Regions from separate parts of the Homo sapiens genome. Here region 1 is linked to region 2. A link is a loop called in an ENCODE intact Hi-C map of the cell type or tissue named here. Cell type or tissue: CD4-positive, alpha-beta T cell. All regions are shown on one strand. Links, peaks and the distances in the headings refer to the core of each region. The heading gives the core; the rest is flanking DNA.

Region 1 (5,391 bases), core at 293-5,292, 62 kb after region 2:
ACATATACACAACTTTACATCCTGCTTTAACCCCTTCACACACCTTTGTATCATACACACCTTTCTAAGTTGTCATTTTATATCTAAAGGACTGCAAAATATTCCATAAGTTATCATTTGTTTACCAGTTTCTTTATTGTTCAAGATTGTTTCTGATCTTTTATTCTATAAACTGCTAGGTCAAATAGCATGAATTTTCTGACTCCAGATCCCTATTTAATGTTACCATTTCTTTCTAGCCAGCAGCTCTAAACCAGCTATCAATCAAAATGAGCAAAAATAAGCATGTTTCTACTACTGAATTATTTTTCCCACAGGAATGAGCAACTTTTCCGGACATTCTCAAACCCAGCAAAACACCAATAGGTTTTTCCAATCCTTGCCTCTGTCTTCACATCACCTTTTTCTCTATATCTCCATGTGTCCTCTTTGTTTCTTATAAGGACCAGTAATTAGATTTAGGGTCCATTATAATCCAGTATGATCTCATCTTAACTAATTATGTCTGTAAAGACCCTAAGGTCACATTCTGAGGTTTTAGCTGGACAGAATTGGGGGACAATAAACTCCTACACTACTGACCTCCGATCTAAATAAGTCTAATTTTCTTTGGTTTTACAACGTTTTTATTTTTAATTAAATAACTATTTATAGTACTACCTTTGTTCAGTATTGCTTTAACGTATTTTCAATATAATGCAGTGAGAGTACAGTAGTCCCCCTTATCCATGATTTCGCTTTCTGTGATTTCAGTTACCCACAGCCAACCTGAGTCAGAACATATGAATGGTATAGTAAGATATTTTCAGAGAGAAAGAAACCACGTACATATAACTTTTATTATGGTATACTGTTATAATTATTCTATTTTATTCTTAGTTATTGTTGTTAATCTCTTACTGTGCCTAATTTATAAATTAAACTTTATCACAGGTATGTTTATATAGGAAAAAACCCTAAGTACAGTATATTGAGGGTTCAGTACTATCCCCAGTTTCAGGCATCCACTGGGAGTCTTGGAACAAATTCTCCCAAGATAAAAGAGGAATACTGTATTAAGATTACCACAAAAAAAAATTACTTAATCACTAAATCTTACCTGAGATCAAGCACTTCTTACCAGCAAAGCTCCAAATAGATTGCTAGGGAAATATGGCATTTTGACTTTTAAATATTAAAGTCAAATGCCCCAGAAGACCAAAGTATCATGCCTCTATGCACTGTATCTGGAAATTCAAACTACTATAGATACACAAAGGACACAGTGATTTTTGTCTGTAGTAGGGCAATTTCTTGACTAAGGTCCAATCATCAGTGTATGAGTAGACTGTACCAGTGTTACCACTTCAGCTCTAAGTTAAACAAGTCTTGCTGTTTATTTAACTAGAGAAGCTCTCTTAGCACTCAGAAAAGACTTAAAAACCACGAAGATGGACCCTGCAGACTATCACAATCTTACATATTCAACAATCTTATAAACTTTTGCAACCTACTCACAACACCAAATAGAACTAGTATCCACCAATTAAATAAACCAACTGGAAAGTGAACTAAAATGTTAATACATGTACAAAAGATCCGCATATTCATTGTAAAACACTGAAGAGAACATAATTATTTGGCAAACATTCATTTAACCAGCATCTAGGGTAAAAACAGAATGTTTTTAAAAAAATAGTGCCCCAACATTCATTGAGTTGTAAGACATACTGAGAAATGCCAATGACTTTTTTTTTTTTGAGATGGAGTCTTGCTCTGTCGCCAGGCTGGAGTGCAGTGGCGCAATCTCAGCTCACCGCAAGCTCCGCCTCCCAGGTTCAAGTGATTCTCCCTCCTCAGGCTCCGGAGTTGCTGGGACTACAGGCTCCCACCACCACGCCCAGCTAATTTTTTTCGTATTTTTAGTAGAGATGAGGTTTCACCATGTTGGCCAGGATGGTCTCCATCTCTTGACCTTGTGATCCACCTACCTCGGCCTCCCAAAGTGCTGGGATTACAGGCATAAGCCACCGCACCTGGCCTGTTACCTTTTTGATACTTATATTGTGTATATCTGCAGAAATACTCAACTTTGGATGGGATGAGATATTCACAGCAGAATTACTTTTGAGGTTTTCTCAAATTAATGATTTGGAGCCCTAAAATAATAATTACAAGGTTCTGACTTAATTTCCATTGTGATACCACTTAGGCCTTGTCTTCCCCACAGGTAATCTCCTCAGGGGAAAAGAAAGTGGAAAGAATAGAACATTCAGTTATTTTTTTGTTTGAAACGACAGTTTTGTTTAAAAATGGAACGGCGGTGGCTTCTAGCCTTCAAATAAAACATATATTTTTAAAAATTCACATTTAGAAAGATTTAATATTCTGGTACTCTATTAAATTTCAACTCATATTAAATTGAGTTTTATATGATCTACATGAGCATCTCTATACCTGGCAGTAGGCAGGCAACAACACAGATTCCAGCCCTCAAAAAACTTAAAGTCTAGTAAAATAATAACCAGGCAACTGCAGTATAATTTTGTAGAAACTATAATAGAAAAAGTACAGTGTACTAGGGAATCACATGAGATACAAATTCCAGGCCAGGCACGGTGGCTCACGCCTGTAATCCCAGCACTTTGGGAGGCCGAGGTGGGTGAATCACCTGAGGTAAGGAGTTTGAGACCAGCCTGACCAACATGGAGAAATCCCGTCTCTACTAAAAATATAAAAAAATTAGCCGGGCTTGGTGGCGCATGCCTGTAATCTCAGCTACTCAGGAGGCTGAGGCAGGAGAATCGCTTGAACCCAGGAGGCGGAGGTGCAGTGAGCCAACATGGTGCCATTGCACCCCAGCCTGGGCGACAAGAGTGAAACTCCGTCTCAAAAAAAAAAAACAAAAAAAAACAGAGAGATGAATTCTAAACAAAAGTGACTATTTTAGACAAGTACTTAGCATAAGAGAACTATTAAAAAGTATCCATGTGCATATAATTAGCGTGATAAATTTTATCAATATATGTAATCATGTAAAGTACAGATTGATTACATCATACTGTCAACTTCCCAATTTCTATCTCCAGCCCAGTCTTCTTCACTTGAATTACAGATTGATTACATCATACTGTCAACTTCCCAATTTCTATCTCCAGCCCAGTCTTCTTCACTTGAATCCAGTTTCCTATGGTCATCTGTCCACTACTCCACAGATCTACTTTAATGGCTCCTCCTACTTATCTAAGATTAACTCATCTTCAGAAAAGATGATTCCATTCATTGAGTGTCTTGGATCAAAACCCAAAGCCTCTTCCTCAACTTCTCTCTCTCACACACCCCAGACCCAATCCAAGCTCCACCTCTGCCCTATCTTTAAAAAACACAGTCATGCACCGCATAACTTTTTGGTCAAGACAGACCACACACACATAGGATGATGGTCCCGTAAGATTATAATGGAGGTGAAAAATTCCTATTGCCTAATTCAATTATTTTAAAAATAAATTTAGTGTAGCCTAAGTGTCCAGTGTTTATACAGTCTACAGTAGTGTACAGTAATGTCCTAGGCCTTCATATTCTCTCACCACTCACTCACTGACCCACCCAAAGCAATTCCCGGCCTGCAAACTCCACTCACAGTAAGTACCCTAGAGAGGTGTACCATTTTTTATCCTTTATACTGTATTTTTACTATTATTTTTTTCTATATTTAGAAGTTTAGATACACTAATACTTCCCATTGTGTTACAACTGCCTACAATATTCAGTACAGTAACACGCTGCACAGGTTTATAGCCTAGGAGCAAAAGGCTATATACCATACAGCATAGAGAGGTGTGGAGTAAGCTGTATCATCTAGGTTTGTGTAATACACTCCATGACGTTCACACAAGAACAAAATTGCCTAATGGCACATTTCTCAGAATGTGTCCCTGTTGTTAAACAACACATGAATGTAAAAACATCTTAGTCCTATTTTAGGTTTATAAGCTATGTGAATACAAGAATTATACCTTCTTCTTTATGCTTCTCCCCAAGAAATCATAAGCCTTAGAGCAAATACTCAATACATACGATTGTATTTTAATTAATTTAAATTTACTTAAAATTTTAGAGTAGTACCTTAATTTTATGTCCTTGAATTTTAGAGTAATTACAATTAATAGAAAATATAACTTGCTGGAAAAACTAAGACCGATTATTATTGAGAACTCTGAATTCACCATCACTCTCTCAATAACTATGTAACAAAGAAGATGTGAGAGTTTCTTTTTTGTATAACAAAGAAGAAAATTATCTTGTGGTCACATATTGCAATAATCCCAAAGATTGAAATAATCCCAAAAGACTTGAAATAATAATGCCAAAAGACTTGAAAAAAATCCAATTAATACCTTCATCTTACACTAAACCAGATTTCGCTATGAAAGACAATAAGGGCAACTTTATTTATAAAAAATTTTTAAACTAAAAGCTGACAAATTTTGAATAACATACTGATTTAAACTAATTCCTGATGCATTCACCTCAAAGTCCTCATTTCTTGGAATTTCCTCAAATAGTTCTGACTCTCTTTATCTCCTATAGACAATCCTGAGCTCATCTAATCCCAAACAAATTTAAAAGGAAAACAAAACTATATTTAAAAGCTTTAGAGTTGAAGAATATAATCTCATACTATCTGAGACAAAGTTCCATGTAGATAAATAGAAAATTATGTCTTTCAAAAAAGATGTCAAGCTAATCCTTGAAGATCTAATTTCAACATTGCAAACAACATTTAGATAGCCCAATTACAGAAAGGAGTGTACACACAATATACCACAAAATTCTTACTGTCTTTTTTATTTTCCTATAAATGGTTTGCCTTGGGAGTACAGTTTTATCTATCTCTCAAAAGAAACGAGTTTTCTCAAAAATATTAGGACCAACAAGAACAGCAAAAAAAGAATCAACTAACCAAATAACAAGCCATCCTCAAAGAATACTTGTTCATCAGTTCCACTGCTATGATCATTTTTATGCCTTATGCCTTTGAAGAAAAATCAGGAAAGCAGGAGAAAAGAACAAGCATAAATCACTAGAAATAAATAACAGAGAATGTTTCCTTTCCTTCCAAATGTATCAGTAAATCCTTTTTGGAATTACCATAAGAAATAAATCAAGAACAAAATGGCAGAAAGGAGTCAAGTAATAGAAATTGCTGTTTTTTATGACAGAGTTACTTAAATCTTATTACCAATTCTCCCTTCTTCTAAGTGTTTATACATACATCACAGATAGAGGATTTTCCTGTGTTCCAAATAAAGATAGCACTTCTCAGGGTAAGGATATGATATAAAATTCTTCAGTTTGAGTTTTTGTTTTGTTTCACTTTCCCTACAAATAGATGAACAGAAGTCCGGGAGG
Region 2 (5,391 bases), core at 275-5,274:
CCTATTTCTTTTTCTAAACATGGCAGGATATCACCATAAAAGAACTCTCTATCATCCCTTATGAAGGACTGCAGAATACGCTACCCCAAAATATACCACTTTGGCATAAGGATTATACTGGGCCAAACGCACTTGAAAAACAGCAGGTGTAAAAAGGAGTGCTCTGACCTCCCCTTTTCTTTTTTTTTTTTTTTTTTTTTGAGGCAGAGTTTTGCTCTGTCGCCCAGGCTGGAATGCAGTGGCTCAGTCTCGGCTCACTGCAACCTCCGCCTCCCAGATTCAAGTGATTCTCCTGCTTCAGCCTCCCGAGTAGCTGGGACTACAGGTACCCGCCACTACACCTGGCTAATTTTTGTATTTTTAGTAGTGGCGGGATTTTACCATGTTGGCCAGGCTGGTCTTGAACTCCTGACCTCAAATAATCCACTCACCTCAGCCTCCCAAAGTGCTGGGATTACAGGCGTGAGCCACCACGCCCCACCTAATTTTTTTTTTGAGACTGAGTCTCGCTCTGTCCCCCAGGCTAGAGTCCAGTGGCGCGATCTCTGCTCACTGCAACCTCCACCTCCCGGGTTCAAGCGATTCTCCTGCCTCAGCCTCTGGAGTAGCTCGGATTACAGGCACCCACCACCACACTGGCTAATTTTTGTAGTTTTAGTTGAGACAAGGTTTCACCATGTTGGCCAGGCTGGTTTCAAACTCCTGGCCTCAAATGATTCACCCACCTCGGCCTCCCAAAGTGCTGGGATTATAAGCCTGAGCCACTGCATCTGGCCTCTGACCTCCCCTTCTTGAAATCAAGAAACAAAACTCCCTTGTGAAAGATGCCCTCTATGTAGCAGGAGGAAAGCAACATTCTGACCACAAGAGACGGAATGGAGGCTAAGACAATTCTGTACAAACATCATTTGTTAAAATAACTCATCTTCCTTTGGTCTCCCCATATATTTGACTTACTTTTCCACAATTTCTTCTGGGTTCAACCTAGTACATAAGCACTTAGATTTTGTCACTTCTTTAGGTCTTCATTTTCCCATGGGGGTTCCTATGCACATGTAAAAATCTGTATACTTTTCTCCTGCTAATGCCTTATGTCCATTTAGTTCTCAGAACCAGGTGGAGGCTTTTAGAGGGTACGGGTAAAGTTTTGCCTCCTCTATATTTACAAACTCTAGGTCCTTCAATGATCCTCCCTATACATCCTTAATAAATGATAAATAAATGGCACATTTATAAGAGCTAGGCCAGGTGCAGTGGCTCATGCCTATAACCCCAGCCCTTTGGGAGGCCGAGGCAGGCGGATCACTTGAGGTGAGGAATTCAAGACCAGCCTGGCCAACATGGTGAAACCCCATCTCTACTAAAAATACAAAAATTTGCTGGGCGTGGTGGCGCGTGCCTGTAATCCCAGCTACTCAGGAGGCTGAGGCAGGAGAATCGCCTAAGTCTGGGAGATGGAGGCTGCAGTGAGCTGAGATCACGCCACTGTACTCCAGCCTGGGGGACAGACCAAGACTGTAAAAAAAAAAAAAAAAAAAAAAATTTTCAGAGCTAAATTTGGCCAGGCGTGGTGACTCACGCCTGTAATCCCAGCACTTTCGGAGGCCGAGGCAGTCAGATCACCTGAGGTCAGGAGTTGGTGACCAGACTGGCCGACATGGTGAAACTCCGTCTCTACAATAATACAAAAATTAGCCCGGGTGTGGTGGTGCACGCCTGTAATCCCAGTTACTTGGGAGGCTGAGGCAGGAGAATTGCTTGAACCCAGGAGGCAGAGGTTGCAGTGAGCCGAGATTGCACCACTGCACTCCAGCCTGGGTGACAAGAGTGAAATTCCATCTCAAAAAAAACAAAAACAAAAACAAAAATAAACAGAGCTAAATTTGAATTTACCAGGGCAGTAAAATGTTCAAACACCATTATAATTTAGTGTGAATAAGTTCATACAGCTTTGCTATCATATTAAAAACATAAAATTAAGACATGGGGGAAAAAATATATTCCTTAAATTTAAATCAGCAAAAAGTTGTCTTCTTCACTGACTCTACAAAGAAACTTACCATATTTTATGAAAAATCATTCTCTATTGCAAATAACAATAATCTTAGTATTAAGACTATCTGAGTCATCTAGAGATATAGTTAACATAAATGAAGCACTATTAATAAAAGAGATAAACAATGTATTATAGTTATTAGTGACACATATAATAAGGAAAGAAACCATCAACACCACCAAAAATTACCCTGATGTTTGCCTCTCCTCTATATTTTGAAAACTAACTTGAAGAGTTCCAATGCCAATAAAGGAAAAACAAACAGCACTAGTTCCAAGAACAATGTTTTCCCTCTGAAACTGCTGACCTGTGTGTGTACATCAGCATGCCATCTTTCCAGATTTAGAATGTTGGTGCAAATACCAATTTAAATGTTCTGTGAAAATAGCTCATTTGTTAAAGGTAAAAATTTGTAGTAGAAAGAAAAATTAAGGGGATATGTGCTTAAGATAAAATGTCTCTGAACTCCTACCTGTTATAATTATATTGTACTTTAAGTTTCTCCCTGGTTATTTGTCCTAACATTGTAACCTAAAACTTAATTCCTTGAAACTTAGGTAAAAACGTAAAAATAAATTACCCTTTGGCATCTAAAATGTTCCCTGTGAAACATACATTAGAGATTACCACAAATTCCTAAACACACAAATAAAAATAAGCAACTAAATATATGGCATATTTCGAAGCCACCACACTAAGTGACTGGACATTTAAAAACCACGTTAATGCTTTCTGCAGTACTAACATGACTTTCTTAAATACACATTATACATTTAATTCCTGGTATTAAATATATGTATATAAGAGGGGGGTATATATGCATGTGTGTACTTATCAACTTATTACTCTGGAATCTTAGCAATAAAAATTTTTCTTGGACAATGGAAGTGGGAGACAAACACCTCATAGTAGTGTGTAATGAAAGAGAAACTGGTGGCCGGGCACAGTGGCTCACACCTGTAATTCCAGCATTGTGGGAGACCGAGGCTGGCAGATCACAAGGTCAGGAGTTCGAGACCAGCCTGGCCAATATGGTGAGACCCCCCTCCGTCTCTACTAAAAATACAAAAATTAGCCAGGCGTGTTGGCGCGCACCTGTAGTCCCATCCATTCGGGAGGCTGAGGCAGAAGAATCGCTTGAACCTGGGAGGCAGAGGTTGCAGTAAGCCGAGGCGAGATCGTGCCACTGCACTCCAGCCTGGGCGACAGAGCAAGAGCCCGTCTTAAAATAAAAAGAAAGAGAAACTGGTATAAAGCCTAGTTTTTTACAAAGAGCAGCAAAACAGCAGCTTCACCAGTTACTCCGATACCACATAGGAAGTCCCCTAGGCCTATCTTCCCCATGCTTAAAGCAACAGAAAGAACAAAACAGAAATCTTTTATTGCAGTGTAAAATTTTAAAATTCTCTACCTTAAACAAATCAAAATCACTGCCTTATATTACACAGTACAAAGTACAAGCTGATAATATGTCACTTGGTATGCTTTGTTTTGCTTTTTTAAAAGAAAAGTCAGTGAAAGAAGCTGGACTCAAACACATATTGTGTGCTCCATTTAGATCAAGTACAAAGACAAGTGAAACTACTTCATGATGTTCTAAGTCAGGATAGTGATGATGTTTAGGGTAATAAAGAGAAGGGTACAAGGACAGCTTCTGGAGTGCTGGCAATATTCTCTTCCTCATATGTGTACTGGTTACATGGATGTGTTCACTTTGTGGAAATCCATCAAGTTATACACTCATATCTGCCTTTTCTATGTTTTTTTATACTTCTACAAATTTTCAAAAGGTTACAGAAGGAGGAGTAAGACCCCAGATCCTCTCCCCAATTCCAGCAGAGGACAGTTTATTCCCTGGAAGAAAACGAACCAGAGTCCCTGATTCAAAGACATCAGGCATACTACATCACAGCATGACAAACAGGGAAACTGCTTTCTTCGGCCCTTCATTTGACCCAGGGAGGTAATTTGGAAGAAAGAGAATAGTCTGTCAAAGCATCAGGGAGGTAATTTGGAAAAGAGAGAATAGTTTGTCAAACTATAGAGCAATAAGAGAATGAAAACCACTGAGTTAATTTCTTATTTAGTTATACATACAGCTTGAGTATTCTCAATGATTCTTCTTCATCTTGAGATTTTAAACAACAGCTGAAAGATGGCTCATGTCCAGTGACTTGGTTTACTTTTATATTCAAAATATTTCAGTCTCAGTGTAATATACTCATTTTCTGAGATGCTGATTATTGAACATATGATCTCTAAAAAGATAATTCCAGAAGTCCATCTGGGTAGCATCAAAGACTCCTTTATCTCCTTTCATACCACATGGCTCAGTAATACTGTCTTATCAGACATGTGTTCTTTGCAATTATTTTTCTGATCAATGATAGGTTTGGGAAATTAGAGAAAATAAATGTCACTGAAAACAAAGTATTAACTAAATTTGTACATTTAATGTTAATGTTTACATATACAATTTTAAGATACAACTTTTTTTTTTTTTTTTTTTGAGACAGAGTCTCGCTCAGTCACTCAGGCTGGAGTGCAGTGGCGCCATTTCAGCTCACTGCAACCTCTGCCTCCCAGGTTCAAGCGATTCTCTTGCCTTAGCCTCCTGAGGAGCTGGGATTATAGGTGTGCGCCATGACGCCTAGCTATTTTTTTGTATTTTTAGTAGAGACGGGTTTCACCATGTTGGCCAGGCTGGCCAACATGACCTCAAATCATCCACCCACCTTAGCCTCCCAAAGTTACAGGCAAGATACAATTTTCATCTAAAATAGTCTGAAGTTATCCCTTATTGATTTGGTACACATGCAATGCTATAGAAACTGGCTTATGGAAGTTAAAATGAATAAGACATGATTGTCAAAGGATGACGGTATAATCTGTAGTATTGTTTAATTCTTTGTAATTACTTAAGTGTCAAAATATCTCTCATAAATTGAAAAGAAAAAAGTTATCAAGCATAACAGAAAACACTGTTCTGAAAACAGGGAAGTTAAATAAAAATCCACATATGGCCGGGCACAGTGGCTCACGCTTGTAATCCCAGCACTTTGGGAGGCTGACGCGGGAGGATCACAAGGTCAGAAGATCGAGACCATCCTGGCTAAAACAGTGAAACCTTGTCTCCACTAAAAATAGAAAAATTAGCCGGGCGTGGTGGTGGGCGCCTGTAATCCCAGCTACTCAGGAGGCTGAGGCAGGAGAATGGCGTGAATCTGGGAGGCGGAGCTTGCAGTGAGCCGAGATCGCCCCACTGCGCTCCAGCCTGGACAACAGAGCCAGACTCCATCTAAAAAAAAAAAAATCCACATACTAAACCTTGAGAT

Evidence for each region. Hi-C counts contacts between places; a loop is a spot of excess contacts. Peaks named below come from ENCODE experiments on the same cell type or tissue, not always from the same donor. Only the 100,000 strongest peaks of a DNase experiment are listed, where the experiment ranks them.
Region 1: a loop joins it to region 2, with 3 times the contacts of the local background. A loop is called at or near these places in 1 of 110 quality-filtered maps.

The regions. Positions count from the first base shown.
Region 1 is chr18:62,806,049-62,811,439 of GRCh38, reverse strand. All of the region lies in intron 1 of PHLPP1 (PH domain and leucine rich repeat protein phosphatase 1), which reads right to left. Among named protein-coding and RNA genes, the nearest start is that of PHLPP1, 93 kb to the right of the region's middle. In CD4-positive, alpha-beta T cell, for the core only: no CTCF peak of the experiment used is centred there; a DNase peak (open chromatin) is centred at 3,099.
Region 2 is chr18:62,867,796-62,873,186 of GRCh38, reverse strand. The region is part of intron 4 of PHLPP1 (PH domain and leucine rich repeat protein phosphatase 1); the gene reads right to left. Among named protein-coding and RNA genes, the nearest start is that of PHLPP1, 150 kb to the right of the region's middle. RefSeq lists an enhancer at 554-1,055. In CD4-positive, alpha-beta T cell, for the core only: no CTCF peak of the experiment used is centred there; a DNase peak (open chromatin) is centred at 3,346; H3K4me3 peaks cover 1,231 bases; H3K27ac peaks cover 1,265 bases.